Linked DNA regions of Homo sapiens: all the other regions are linked to region 1. A link is a contact called in ENCODE Hi-C or POLR2A ChIA-PET data. All regions are on one chromosome and are shown on one strand. The core of a region is the stretch at or near the end of the contact, and the rest is flanking DNA. Distances in the headings are between cores, read along the strand shown.

What was found. A loop is a pair of places that touch in the nucleus more often than their neighbours do. ChIA-PET counts read pairs that join two places held with the same protein, here RNA polymerase II (POLR2A). Pooled maps may share reads with other maps.
Region 2: a pooled map shows a loop between it and region 1 (7-fold over the local background). The contact joins the promoter of ACTN1 here to the enhancer-like site in region 1. A Hi-C loop is called at or near these places in 5 of 50 pooled maps.
Region 3: a loop to region 1 is called in a map of natural killer cell, with 15 times the contacts of the local background. The contact joins two enhancer-like sites. A Hi-C loop is called at or near these places in 1 of 168 maps with a recorded cell type or tissue (natural killer cell), 1 of 37 single-sample maps with no recorded cell type and 6 of 50 pooled maps. POLR2A ChIA-PET finds 5 or more read pairs at or near these places in 1 of 52 experiments (B cell).
Region 4: a loop to region 1 is called in a pooled map, with 6 times the contacts of the local background. The contact joins the promoter of RDH11 here to the enhancer-like site in region 1. A Hi-C loop is called at or near these places in 7 of 50 pooled maps. POLR2A ChIA-PET finds 5 or more read pairs at or near these places in 2 of 52 experiments (activated CD4-positive, alpha-beta T cell and activated T-cell).

What each region holds. Positions count from the first base shown.
Region 1 is chr14:68,209,099-68,212,585 of GRCh38, forward strand. The region is part of intron 7 of RAD51B (RAD51 paralog B); the gene reads left to right. Among named protein-coding and RNA genes, the nearest start is that of RAD51B, 390 kb to the left of the region's middle. RefSeq lists enhancers at 1,461-1,660, 1,831-2,110. Within about 2 kb of position 1,858, at least 16 of the 41 ENCODE cell types and tissues checked have a DNase peak (open chromatin) inside an H3K27ac peak, as active enhancers do; they include natural killer cell, where a contact is called at or near this core.
Region 2 is chr14:68,977,568-68,981,054 of GRCh38, forward strand. It overlaps ACTN1 (actinin alpha 1), which reads right to left and starts at 1,735. Exons shown (of 22, transcript NM_001130004.2): 1 at 1,385-1,735. The coding sequence starts at 1,489. It overlaps ACTN1-DT (ACTN1 divergent transcript), which reads left to right and starts at 2,115. Exons shown (of 4, transcript NR_073422.1): 1 at 2,115-2,217; 2 at 2,361-2,620. RefSeq lists enhancers at 603-1,602, 1,603-2,601 and a silencer at 1,743-1,792.
Region 3 is chr14:68,839,959-68,843,445 of GRCh38, forward strand. No RefSeq gene overlaps it. Among named protein-coding and RNA genes, the nearest start is that of ZFP36L1, 49 kb to the left of the region's middle. Within about 2 kb of position 1,638, at least 6 of the 41 ENCODE cell types and tissues checked have a DNase peak (open chromatin) inside an H3K27ac peak, as active enhancers do; they include natural killer cell, where a contact is called at or near this core.
Region 4 is chr14:67,693,801-67,697,287 of GRCh38, forward strand. RDH11 (retinol dehydrogenase 11) reads right to left here and starts at 1,964. Exons shown (of 7, transcript NM_016026.4): 1 at 1,830-1,964. The coding sequence starts at 1,903. It also overlaps a transcript of GPHN not described here. RefSeq lists a silencer at 1,072-1,131 and enhancers at 1,481-2,117, 2,162-2,211, 2,232-2,281.

The DNA.
Region 1 (3,487 bases), core at 608-3,107:
GAAGATTTTGTCATCCTTCACATTGCAAGACTTGAAGACTTGCAACTCAAAATGGTATATTTTTTTCTTTTCTTCCAATAGAGAACAATTCCACTCTAGCACTCAAGTATCTAATACTTTTGGGACATGTTGAAACTGTTTCCATTTCATCTGATTTCACTCAGCAATTATTTATAGAACTCTCTGTGAGGTAGGCACCATGCTAAGTATCCTGAGGCTGACAAAGACATCCTTTCTAAGTTGAGGCAGTGACAGAGGGCACAGCAGCCATTGCTAATTGTCCTTGCTGCAGCCTTGTTGGGTGACACCTCTGGCTTCCAGGGCCTCATATTTTCACAGCTTCACTGATAACTCTCTGAGAGGAATTGTCCCTCCCACTAAGATTCCCTTCTAGAAGATGAGTTTTTCCATGAGCATTTTAAAATTTTCTTTGTTGCCTTGTTCATTTTTTTTTCCAACATTTAAAAGAGCAGAAGTGAGGGCGAAGAGAAAGGAGAATATTTAGATCTGAAAAATGCACCAGTCCACTTTTAATCTACTTTTGGGAAGATGATTGTAAGATATTCTGTACCCACTTAGGGATCTCCTGCCCTTCGGATACACATGCCTTAACTACCATCTTGCTAGAATAGAAGGTCCTGTGTTTAGGCATCAAAGAAAGGAATTGCACTGAGAAATTTTAGTGATAATTCTTTTATTGTAATCGTGATTTTCTTCCTCCTGCTAATCTTTTTAAGTGGTATTAAAGGAAGCTTCTTGCCAGGCAGTAATATTCCTCCATGAGCACACGATCTTTTTCCTTATTTGGCACTGGAATTTCATCAGGCTGTATTAGTCTGAGCGAAACATACTCTAGGAATACCTTTTTTTTTTTTTTTTGAGACAGAGTCTTACTCTGTCACCCAGGCTGGAGTGCAGTGGCGCCATCTCAGCTCACTGCAACCTCCGCCACCCGGGTTCAAGTGATTTTCCTGCCTCAGCCTCCTGAGGAGCTAGGACAACAGGCGTACGCCACCATGCCCAGCTAATTTTTGTATTTTTAGTAGAGACAGGATTTCACCATGTTGGCCAGGCTGGTCTCTAACTCCTGACCTGAGGTAATCACCTGCCTCAGCCTCCCAAAGTGCTAGGATTACAGGTGTGAGCCACCGCACCCAGCCAGGAATATCTTTAGAATAGTTCTATAGTTAGGAACGTTGAGACCAGGTAACAAGGGATTTATTCAATGGGATGACAATTTTTATACACCATGCCTGAAGCAAATAAAGGTGATCAGTATTTATATTGCAGTATTCAAATACTCTGGAGCCAAATAGATAGGACTACCTTAAAAATGTTCTTGTACATGTGGGTTTGATCTTAAAGATATTAGGGATGGTAACATACCATTCTATGTATATACATGACCAGGCCTTAGGTTACTTAAGGGTGATGGAATGACCATTGTGTGTGTCTTGTGTCTTGGTGGCCTTCAGTGAATTCTGCATGAGCTCTAGTAGTAACTGCCACTGCTGTAGTATCATGGAAAAAACACTGAACTTAAAATAGTTTTCTTACCTGTAACAAAATGGACAACAATCTCACAGAGTTTGTGTGAGAATTAAAGGAGAAAATACTTGGGAAGAAGTGCTTTGAAATCTCCATTGCACTCTGCAAAAGCAAGGAAATGCGCTTGTGATCAGTATCATGTTGACGTGGAGTGAGTTACTCCCCAGCTGTTCACGATATGGTCGCCCACAAAGAGCAAGTAGGTCACTTCACCAAACAGAATTCTGTATGTATTACAGAAACTCCCAGGCTGAGTCACCAAGTAAAATGAAGGGCAGTGTGCTCTATTTAAAATGTTCATTTCATTTTCGCATTCCATTCTTTACTAACAGAATGGTTTCACTTCATTTCCAGTCACTTTCATTTTCAGGTTGTCAAGCTTCACTTAGTGTCAGTTGTGTTCCCACACTCAAACATGTGCCTTGTCTTCCTTGATCTTCTCTCTGAGGATGTTTCTCTGACTAATGTGCTGTGGTCAGAACAAGAGCATTGCCACATGGTGCATTTCCTAGGTAGGCATGTCTAAAATCATTAAGTGGCCTAGCTCAGAACATTCTTTGTGACCCTTTCCCCTCCCCACCCAGTGCCTAGTGACTGATTTATCTGAATATAAGGCTACTTCCACTTTTAGTTCAAGGGCCTTGCTCCCTGCCTGCAAGAATCTCTCTAATCACATTGCCCTCCCTCCACCCGCTTTCCCCATTGAAACCAATGTTTGGAGAAGATAGAAGAATGAAAAGAACATCTCAGGTCCTGTTTTTGTACCACCTTCACTATTGTAGCACCTCTTTTGTGTTGCCAACTGAATATGGTATACATGGCTTTAAGGGGGAAAAAAGAAAAATAAAACATAAGAAAGTAGGAGAGCTCCTAGCTTTCTTAAATGAATTAAAGGCCTTAGGCCAGAGTGAATTATATTATAGATTGTAGACTAGATATGGTGGGGAAGGTTACTCAACAACTTGGTTGGGAAATAAATTAATATATAAAACCATCAGATATCAGAGCATAGTTGTGGAAAGTCACCTAAGGAAAGTCATTGTCTCTAGGCCAAAGACTGGCCTAGACGTAAGTAATGCACCAGTGTGTCAGAAAGGGGGTTGGTCGACATCAGAAGCACCCAGAGGCAAACACTGGTTGTGCCCTGTACCCACAGTAACTGTCCATAGAAATGTGAATGTTGGTAGTCTTCAAAGTTTCAGTGTCACTGGCAAGTCCTTCTTTGTTGGAAATTCAATTTAACATTCAAGTTCTATAGCAAATGCCTCCTATTATGATGTCTTGTGTTTACAGTTTGCCTCTGTAAGTAGAACCCTCTAAAGGGAAAAATGCTCTGGTCAGATTGTTATGGTCTGTATGACAGATACATAACTGTTGTAAATCAACACATTGGCATTCTCGTTTGCTCCACCAGTTTGTTGTGAACTTCGTCAGGGGAAGGCATCATGCCTAAGTCTATTCAACTCTGGGATACTGACAAGGTCAAATTTCTGTGCCTGCAAGGCTGGGACTGGACCCAAGCTGTACAGTTCATACAATGAAATAGTGCCATTTAGTAAAAAAGGGAGATAATATGGCACTTGGTTGGAAGTTTGGCTCTAGAATCTGATTGAACTGGGTTTGAATACTAGGTCAGCCACTTACATGCTGTATGACCTAAGACCCCGCTCTAAAAAGGATATTATCTTTACACTGACCTCAGAGGGCTGTTTTGAGAATTAAATTAGACAATCCATGTAAAATACTTGACTCAGAGCCTTACATAGAGCTGTTAGCAGCAGCAACAACAGCAGCACCAGCAGCAAGGTAAATACCACCATGTGTGTCCTTTGGGTGGTCAGCAGTTTGCTGAACAATTTGGACTGGTTTAGAACCCTCCTAACTCACTACTGGGGACTTTCCATTGGAACCACAGCACTGGGTAGTGACAGAATTTGCC
Region 2 (3,487 bases), core at 485-2,984, 770 kb after region 1:
GATTACCTCTGCCTGTCTGATGAAGTGAGTAAAAGGGCTCCGTTTCAGGGCCTAGGATTCCTGAGTGAGCTAATACAGGATGCCTTTGGCTGAAAAAAAAAACTTCAGTCGGCTCTATAAACTACCCCCCTTTTAAGTTTAAAAAAGGGAATGAATGTTACCATTTTTGGACATGAGCGTTCTCCCTCAAGCCCAGCCCTAACCGCACTATCCAAAGGGACGCGCCATCCTGTCCCCCCCCCACCCAAAACCCCATTCCCAGATCAGCCTGGGGGTGGGGAGGGTATGAAACGGGGAGGGACCGGATGGAAGTGGGCAGCCGGGAGGAGGGGGAGGGAAAGGGGTATTCAGGGTACGTGGCCGCCTGGGGGCACAGGCTCACCGCGCAGGCAGGAAGCAGCGGTAGGGTTGAGGCGCCCTCCCCCCACCACCACGAGTGGTTTCTGACCTCTTCCTGCCACTGGCCACTGTGCCCGGGTCCCATCGCCAGCTCCGAGCCCAGCTCCCGTGGCGGGGCGCGCACCCGGCACACCGCGCCTGCCTGGGATGCAGCTCCGTGGCTAAGTAGGGATCCCCAGTGACTGGCCCCAAATATCCCCTAAGACTGACCCTCGTTCTGCAGCCCCTCAACTCGAACCGAGCTGCCCACCTTTCCCGGGGGTCGGAGGGGCAGGACGTAGCGCAAGCCCATGTCGGGGTTACAGCTTCCAACCCACTGAGTTAAGCAATAAAACGGTCTGCTGTCCTGACCCCGCCCCCACAGGGCCCGCGGGGGAGCCCGCGTACGCCCCCCAGTTTTCTCGTCCCCAGCCGCACTCCAGCTGGTCCTTCTCCAGGCAGATCCGGAGGCGGCCGCCGATCTCTCCGGCGCTCTCCCCTCCGCCTAAGGGGCAGCAGGGTCCCGGGAGGCCCGCCGCTCAGGTTGAACCCAGGGCGGCCCAGGAAGCGGCGCTGCCACCGCACGCCATATGGAGAGGTGGCCAGGGGCGGAAGAAAAGGGAAAATCGATCCGGAGCAAGCAGCCCCGAGCCGGGGTCTCAGCCCCAGCCTGAAGACCACCGCCCCCGAGCACAGCCCACGCGGGGATGGTTGCAACAGCCGCAGGGTGGCCTGGACCACGGACCCCCAAGGAGACCTGCCCGCCAGCGGCGCCACCTCCCCGCGCTCCGGCCCGGCGTTCCCGGGCTCCGGGGCAGGGGCGCTCCCGCTTCCGCCAGGCGCCTGTAACCCAACACCCCACCTCGCAACGGCCGCACCGCCCCCGCCCCCTCCCGTGCGCGCCCGGAACCGGTTCAGAGCCCGGAGCCGAGAGCCCGGCAGGCAGAGCGGGTCGGGGCTGGGGGCTGGGGGCTGGGGGCTGCAGCGGGCGGGGGCGGCTGCTAACCTTTCTCTGCTGCTTCTCCCAGGCCGGGTCCAGGAGCAGGTCCCGGTCCCAGTCCTCTTCTGGCTGCATGTAATCGTTGGTTTGCTGAGAATCATAATGGTCCATGATGGTGCGCGCGTGCTAGGGTCTGGATTTCTTCCTCCACCTTCTCTCTGAGCAACGGCTGCTGCCCTGGCGTGGGGAGGGAGTAGGGCTGGGCTGGGCTGGGCTGGCGGGGCCGGGCTCGCTCCCCTGCGCCCGGTTCCGCCGCGGCGCTGCTGGCGAAGGCTGCTACTGGCGGCGACAGCGGCGGCTGGGCTCGCGGACTGCCTGCCTCTGGGCGGGCGCTTGGACCTAATCTCCACGCACACTGAACTAGGCGGACACACTAGCGCTGCGGGAGCCGAGGCGGGCGGGGGCGGGGGGAAGGGGCAGAGCCCTCCCGAGGCTCTCCATTGGCCAGGCCGAGTTGCCCAAACTTCCCCCCATCGCCTCTCATTGGGAATTCCTGGCATCCGTCAGCCGGGCTGCGGCGCATATAGGTGGACTGGGCGGCCCCCTCCCGGCGCGCACACCCCCGCCCACTCCCGCGGTGCCCGTTCCCCCGCGGCTCATGTGACGCCAGCTTAAGCTGAACGGGACCGAAGCCGGGAGACGCCTCCCCGAGCTCGGGGACTGAGTGGCAGCGCGCTTGGGAACCCCAGGAGCCGCCGGGATTGGACCCGTTCCCCGCCACCGTTATTGCGCTCCCACGCGCGCTCCAAACCCCGGGGTGGGAGGGGGCTGGAGAAAGGACGCGAGGAAACCCGAAGAACATTCATTTTCTCTTTCCCAGGGAACCTGGGTCTGGGCAGGTCGGCACCCTAGGAAAGGGGGCGGAGTGGGGCAATGGAAAGGAATTTCTTGGGAATTTCACGACTCCACCGCCGCCCCCCCCGGCCCCGCCCCACCCCACCCCACCCTACAAGGCGCGACCCGGCTGATCCCTGCCCTGCAGGAACCCGGTTTCTCGCCAGCGAACTGCTCTCAGAGGCTACCGAGCGTTCCCGCCTCGCCGCAGGAACTCTTCTAGCTCGCCCTCGGGCTCTGGGGACCGCTCCACAGCGGGGCCTCCCGGAATTCCCTGCCGGTCTCCGCGGGCACACTTGGCTGGCTGCTGCGACCAAAACTACCTTCGCGTGGCAGGGTCCTCCCTCCTCCTCACAGACACCCCGACATCACCCTCAAAACTGGAAGGGACAACCCCGAGTGATCTAGGTAAATCTACTCCGTACCCCCCTCCCACATACACACGCCTGACAGATGGGGAAACTGAGGCTCAAAGAGCCGAGCGCGGAAAGAGCTTCTGGACTTCACAGGCCAATCCGGTAACCTTATGCCTGACAAACAAAACCTTATTGTCATTGGAGGAGGATGGAGGGCGGGAGTGACTAAATAGCTCTAACTTCTGCTTGCCACCTGCCAGGACTCCTTTCCCTGGGCTTAGTAAGAGGAGAGTCTAAACGCGCTAATGCCCGGGAAGGAGCAGGCCTCGCGTTCTGGCAGGCTCCTCTATGGGATCCCGGTTCCGAAGAACAGTAGCAAATAAACCTCTCCTAGGTTATGCACTGTCTTGTGAACAACAGATGTGCCAGTCTTCCACCCCAGCACCCAGCACATAGTAGAGCTTAATTTATGGATTTGAGGCTGGCCACGGTGGCGGTGGCTCACACCTGTAATCCCAGCACTTTGAGAGGCTGAGGCGGGCAGATCGCTTGAGCCCAGGAGTTGGAGACCAGCCTGGCCAACGTGGCAAAACCCCGTCCTTACTAAAAATACAAAAATCAGCCGGGCATGGTGGTACACGCCTGTAGTCCCAGCTACTTGGGAAGCTGAGGCGGGAGACTCCCTTGAGCCTGGGAGGTCGAGGTTGCAGTGAGGTGCATTTTCACCATTGCACTCCGGCCTGGGTGACAAAACAAGACTGTCTCAAAATATATACATACATATATGCATTTGGCCCTTTATATCCACAGGCTTCAGAACCCGCAGATACCCAGGCTGACTGTGAGGGACTTGAGCATCCTCAGATTTTGGTATCCATGGGGATGCTGAAACCAATACCCTGCCAATACTAAGGGAGGA
Region 3 (3,487 bases), core at 388-2,887, 630 kb after region 1:
TCTGGGTATATACCCAAAAGAATTGAAAGAAGGGTCTCAGATATTTGTACACCATGTTTATAGCATTATTATTTGCAATAGCTAAAATGTGGAGGTAACCCAAATGTCCATCACTGGATGAATGGATAAGCATAATGTGGTATATACATGTAACAGAATATTATTTAGCCTTGGCCAGGCGCAGCAGCTCACGCCTGTAATTCCAGCACTTCGGGAGGCCAAGGCAGGTGGATCATTTGAGGTCAGGAGTTTGAGACCAGCCTGACCAACATGGAGAAACCCCACTTCTACTAAAAATACAAAGTTAGCCAGGCGTGGTGGCTCATGCCTGTAATCCCAGCTACTCGGGAGCTGAGGCAGGAGAATCTCTTGAATCTGGGAGGTAGAGGTTGCAGTGAGCCAAGATTGTGCCATTGCACTCCAGCCTGAGCAACAAGAGCAAAACTCCATCTCAAAAAAAAGAAAAGAAAAAAAACAGAATATTATTTAGCCTTGAAAATTAAAAAAAAAAAACCCTCTGACATGCCACAACATGAATGAGCCTTGAGGACATTTTGCTACCTGAAATAGGCCAGTCACAGAAGGACAAATAATGCGTGAGTCTGTGAAGTACCTAGAGTAGTCAAAACCATGGAAACAGAAAGTAGAATGTTGGTTTCCAGGGCCAGGACATGGAGGTATGGGGAATTATTGGTTAGTGAGTATAGAGTTTCAGTTTTACAAGATAAAAAGTGTTCTAGAGACAGATGGTGGTGATTGGTTGCACAACATTATGAATGCACTTAATACCACTAAACTGTGCACTTAAAAAATGATGAAGATGAGGCGGGCATGGTGGCCTCATCTTAACCTGTGATCCCAACAGTCTGAGAGGCTGAGGCAAGAGGATCAGTTGAGCTGGGAGTTCAAGACCAGCCTGGGCAACATAGGGAGACCCTGCCTCTACAAAAATAAAAATAAAGATAATTAGCCAGGTGTGGTGGTGCATACCTGTGTCCCAGCTGCTCAGCTACTTGGGAGGCTGGGCAGGAGGACTGCTTGAGCCCTAGAGGTCAAGGCTGCAGTGAGCCATGATCGTACCACTGCACTCCAGCCTGGGCAACAGAGTGTGATCCTGTTTCAAAAAAAAAAAAAAAGAAAAAAAAGAAAATGGTTAAGTTGGTACGTTTTATGTTATGTGTATATTACTGCAATTTTTTAAATGGAAAAAATAAGATCATCAGCATCATTAGTCATCAGGGAAATAAAACCACAATGAAATATCCTGTACACCCACAGGAATGGCTAAAATTAAAATACCTGACAAAACTGGAACTTTCACACATTGTTGGTGTTACAGACTGATTGTTTGTGTCCCTCCAAAATTCTTATCTTGAAACCTCCCGTGTGACAGTATTTGGTGATAGGACCATTAAAGTTAAGATTAAGGTTAAATAAAGTAATAAAGGCTGGGCCCTGATTCAATAGGATTAATGTCCTTATAAGAAAAGACACTAAAGAGCACCCTCTCTCTCTCTCTCTTTCTCTCTCTGTCTCCACTCACACACTTAAAAAAAAGGTCATGTAAGCACACGGCAAGATGGCAGGGGCCTTCTTGGCTAGAAGAAAGCCCTCACTCTGGCACCCTGACCTCGGGCTTCCTGCCTCCAGAACTGTGAGAAAATAAATGTCTGTTGTTTAAGCCATTCTGCCTATGGTATTTTGTTATGGCAGCTTGAGCTGATTAATACAGTTGGTAAAAGCATAAAACGGTACAGCCACTCTGGAATAGGGCTAGTGGTTTCTTATAAAACTAAACATAACCTACCCTATGACCTAGCACTCCCACTTCTAGGTATTTATCCAAGAGAAATATAAATGTATGTTCACAAAAAGACATACAGAAATTTTCCTAGCAGCCTAATTACAATAACCAAAAATCAGAAACAGCATAGTGGATAAACAAACTGTGACATACCTATACAACGGAAGAGCACACAGCAATAAAAAGGGACAGATGACTGATACAGTGACACAGATGTGTCTAAAAACATTATGCTGCATAAATGAAGGGTTACACAGCAGTACCTATCATACAGTTCCATGGGTACGGAATTCTAAAACTGGCAAAGTAATTTATATTGCAGAAAATAAGTCAAAACAACTGCTGCCTCTAGGGACTGGAGCAGGGATCGATTAGGAAGAGGTATGAGGGAACTTTCTGGGTGGCTGGTCAGGTTTTATGTCTTGACTGGAGTCCAAGTTTACATTGGTAGATGCACTTGTTAAAACTTAGAGGTACAGTTCATGTATATATTTCATTGTATATAGGTTTTACCTCAAAGGGAAAAATTATAACAAATATTGAATCCTGGGCAGTAACTTGCACGTGGAACTATTTCAGGGACATGTACTGATTGGTCCCCATCCCTCTGTAGCCTTCTCTCTGCTGCTCCCACTGTGGCACCAGCATCGTTCACTCCCATGAGTTATGGCTGATAGCTGTGCTTCTCAAACTCCCCCAAGCAAACAAATCACCTGAACAGCTTGAAAAGTTGCAGATTCTGGGTGAGTAGACCTGGGCTGGGGTCCAAGATTCTGCACTTCTAACAAGCACCCAGGAGCAGCTGCTGCTGGTGAGTCTTTGGACCACACTTTGAGTAGTGAGGACTTAGAATCTCACCCTCCTACCTCTTCACCTTTGTTCCCACGAGTTCTTTCTTTTCCAGCTTGAATTGCTTTTCCCATCCCGCGCATTTGTCTTGGCTGTGCCTATCCATATCCCACCTTTTCTAATCCCTCCTTTTCCAGCAGATGACAACTGATATTAATGATCATGATGAATGACAACAACAACAATCACTTGTGAGACCTTACTAGCTGCCAGGGACTATGCTGCATGCTTCAAAAGGATTATTGTGTTTAATCCTCTTAACAGCCCTATGAGGTCAATACTAATATTGCTCCCAGTTTACAGATGAAGAAACTGAGGTATAGGGAGGTTAAGTATTTGCCCAAGGTCATATAGGCTCAGCCATCTGGATGCTTCCCTTGGCTCCAGTTGCTGACAACCTTATGGTAACAGTCTTTGTGTGTGTGTGTGTGTGTGTGTGTGTGTGTGTGTGTGTGCACTTGTACACTGGCACATTTTCACTTTCCACCAAGATTACACTGTCCCTGAGGGTAGAGACAAAATAATTCTCTTTCTCTCTTCCCTTTGTCTTTATCTCCCTGCCTCTTTCTCTCTATCTCTCTCCCTCTCTTCCCAACTACAGCCTTTGCCAAAGCAAGGCCTCTTCTTCAAAATAGGACACACCCCTCCCAGCCTCATCTGTGACCAGGGCACAGGGTGCCACTCTCCCCTCCCACAGGCTCAGGCTGGGCATCCCCCAGCTCGAAGCTCCCTGCTCTTGCCCTGTGACCCCCAGTAGCCACTCTCTTCCCTTGCCCTGGTTCAGCTGATCCCTATTCCCCGATGGCTCCTTCCAGTCTAGTCTCCCCATCCCAG
Region 4 (3,487 bases), core at 714-3,213, 520 kb before region 1:
CCACCACGCCCAGCTAATTTTTGTATTTTTAGTAGAGACAGGGTTTCACCACGCTGGCCAGGATGGTCTCGAACTCCTGACCTCAGGTGATCCGCCCACCTCAGCCTCCCAAAGTGCTGGGATTACAGGTGTGAGTCACCAAGCCCAGCCTAGAGTGCTTGTTTCTAAGTACTATACTATATTGCCTTTTCCAAATGAATGAATGCACAAACACAGATTGGTGGTTCTCAGACTGGCCTATTCTCTTCTTGGCAATGTTGGGACTCTGGTTAAAACAATCTGTTGACCAGGAGATGCATTCTTAAAGAGCATTTCAGCCTTTTTCATTGAACTTGGAATTGCAAGGTACATACTCTTAGCCATTGAAGCTACCTGCATAGTGCGAAAATGCTGACAGGGAGGCAGATTAACTCATGGTCCCCACAAACCATCACCTCCCTCCTCAGAAAACAAGCCTCTAGGCTGTTTCCCACATCCCCTTACTGTATGTAGCTCCAGGAGTGACAACTTAGTAGGACCTGTACTTAGTTCTTTCTTCTCCTTAACCAGCAGGAATGAAAGAGACAACTATAAAAGTCCAGCTCTGGCCCGACTCCCATAACCCTGCTGAGTTGGGAATACAGCTCCTGGAATATATATATATATATATATACACACACACACACATATATATATATACACACACACACATATATATATATATATACACACATATATTTTTTTTTTTTCCAGAAAAATCCCTCTGGGGTATGAGCACTATTTTCAGTTCTGGTTCAACTTTTCATTGAGATTCTATGTGGATAAGAGGATCTTGTAGTGAAAAAAAGATAAAAAGCAGTGTTTTCATCTGAGTGTGAGAAACCATGTGTGCCTAGAGGTGGGAGAACTGAGTGTTCAGAAGGCAGAAAAAATATAACTGGAAGAGGGGCACCAGAGAAGGAAGAGAAAATAAAAATAAAAGAAGGAAAGTAGGTGACTGTGGTAAGAAATGACTGTGATCTGGCCTGGCTTCAAGTTCTATTGGGACTAAGACCGCCCACCTGGGGAAGGAGTGTGTCTGTCTATTCAGTCACTGGTCCGTCACCACTGGTGATTTACTTAGAACCAATAAGCAGGCTGCCGGTTTTACAGCCCGCTGCTGATTCACTGGGGCACTTGGCCAGCCTTGGGCTGATTGATCTATCACCTGGTCAATACCTTCCCACCATTCTCCCAGCCCTCACCGCCCCAGTACCCTAGCTCCTAACTCAGATCCCCCGTGCTCCTGCTCGCAAGGCAGGATAGAGCTCATAACCAAACACTCTTCCTTTTCACTTTTCTCCTTTACAACATCCGCCCACAGAACAAGCGATTGTAACAGCAACGAGAGAGCAAGGATGGGGCCGCAGATGTTACGATTGCTATCAGTTTCAGAGGGCGAAATGTGGAATCGCTCCTTTGTACCTCGAAGGCTGGTTTAAGGCGTGGGGAATAAGGGGAAAACAGCGTCGGGCCATATCCCATTGAAGAGTCCGAAACTCAAGCGTTTGAGGTAGCCTTACCCTCGGGATTCCCTGGAGCCAGAATCAGGGGGTGCTTAGACAAAAGAAAAACAGGCCAGGGAAAAGCAGTGTGCCCCGGACTGCCGCCCTTTCTCACCGCCTGGGGTCTCGGGTGTCCTCCTGGCACCCAGGACAGCTGGACCTCGCCTCCAACCCACCGAACTCTGGGCTCCGCCATCTTGGAGCCCCCCCAGGGGAGTTTTCCAAGAAAGCTTTGGTGGGGATTCTATGTTTCCCTCCCGCCCCGCAACAAGAATTCTCAAGAGAAGGCAATACATTTGCACAGACCTGATTTGGGGCGCAGCCATATACAGAAGGAAGGGCAGAAGGAGGAGCAACAGCGGGAACATGAGCTCAACCATCTCTGCCGGCTGCAGCGGCACCAGAGCGGGATGCTCCAGCGTTGCTCGCCGACTATGGCTTCTCTTTCTAGACACGCCCCAATTCAAATTGCGACAGCCCGGGGAGCAGACCTTCTGGGAAATGTAGTCCAGAGCTTGACAGCCTCAGGCTGGCTACGTGGGAGCGCTGCCGCCAACGCTGGCAGAAGTTGAATTATACATCGCTAATCCCCAACCATCTAGGGCTTAGGGCCTGTGGGATCATTCACCCAGCTCTCAGTTATTTTTTCTGCCTTCTGAATACTCAGTTCTCCCACCTCTAGGCACACATGGTTTCTCACACTCAGATGAAAACACTGCTTTTTATCTTTTTTTCACTACAAGATCCTCTTATCCACATAGAATCTCAATGAAAAGTTGAACCAGAACTGAAAATAGTGCTCATACCCCAGAGGGATTTTTCTGGAAAAAAAAAAGTATACACTATAGGAATAGTACACTTATTCCTATAGTGTACTAGGCACCGCGGTGTTTGTGAAATCTCTGCAGTCCTCTATCTCCCCAGACCCAAGTCCAGTGCCTGGTTCAGTTTTCCCCAATCCTGGTTAGGCAGTTACCGCACTGTTTCTCCTGGAGATCAGATGTTGGCGTCTGGGAAATGAAAGGCGGATTAGACAGGAGAGGAGCGGTCCGAAGTCTGACAGTTGGGAAGGTGGGGGAATGTAAACCCTTCCTCCTCGAGGATTCCTTTTTCCAGAGAAGAGGAAGCAATAAGTCCTTGAAGACATTCTCAGGAGAATCACTTTATTGTGTCTATCTTGAATTATGGTGGCAACTATCATGATTTTTCTAGTGTTTGAGTGTTCATTGATAATAGAATATCGTCTTCCTGATGGCTTGGGTCACATACATTAACTCCCAGGGTAGCAATGAATATCTCAGATTGGCACAGTTGGTTTTGCCAACTCGTGAAAGTATTTAATCCTGTCTTGAATTAAGGCCATGAATATGTTCTCTGTGAATAAATAGGTTCCCTGTTCAATAGTTTCTTTCATCTGAGGCCTATTTCCTGGGGGTGAAAGTGGAGGGTGTTTTAACCAATCAATATCTGTCTGTGATTCCTTAATTGTACCCAGTAATATTTTCTGGTCCTTTTGCATAATTTCCATTTGGTTAAAAGACACGGGTTCCAATGAACTAATATATTTTATAGCAAATTGGAGAAGAGAGGGTTTCCTTCACACAATACTAATTCCTACCAATTTAACATTAGATTACCTAGCAATCATCACATTTTGTCACATTCTCATTATTGTGTTACCTAATATTTGTATTGGGTTTTATAACTTTATAAAAGCCTTTCATTTGTTTTGTTCCTTATTCAGTCATTCACGCATTTGACAAACATTTATGGCATTCCTATAGTGTACTAGGCACTGTGCTGATGTCCAGCAGGAAGCCAGGAACACATAATCTCTGCTCGCCCGGAGTTCATGGACTGTCAGAGAAGACCTTAAATAAGTAATCACTGTAAATAAATCATGGTGAAGGTTATGAGGAGGATTAGAGAAAGCTCTGGGAGCTTTTACAAGGGAGAGGAGTTCT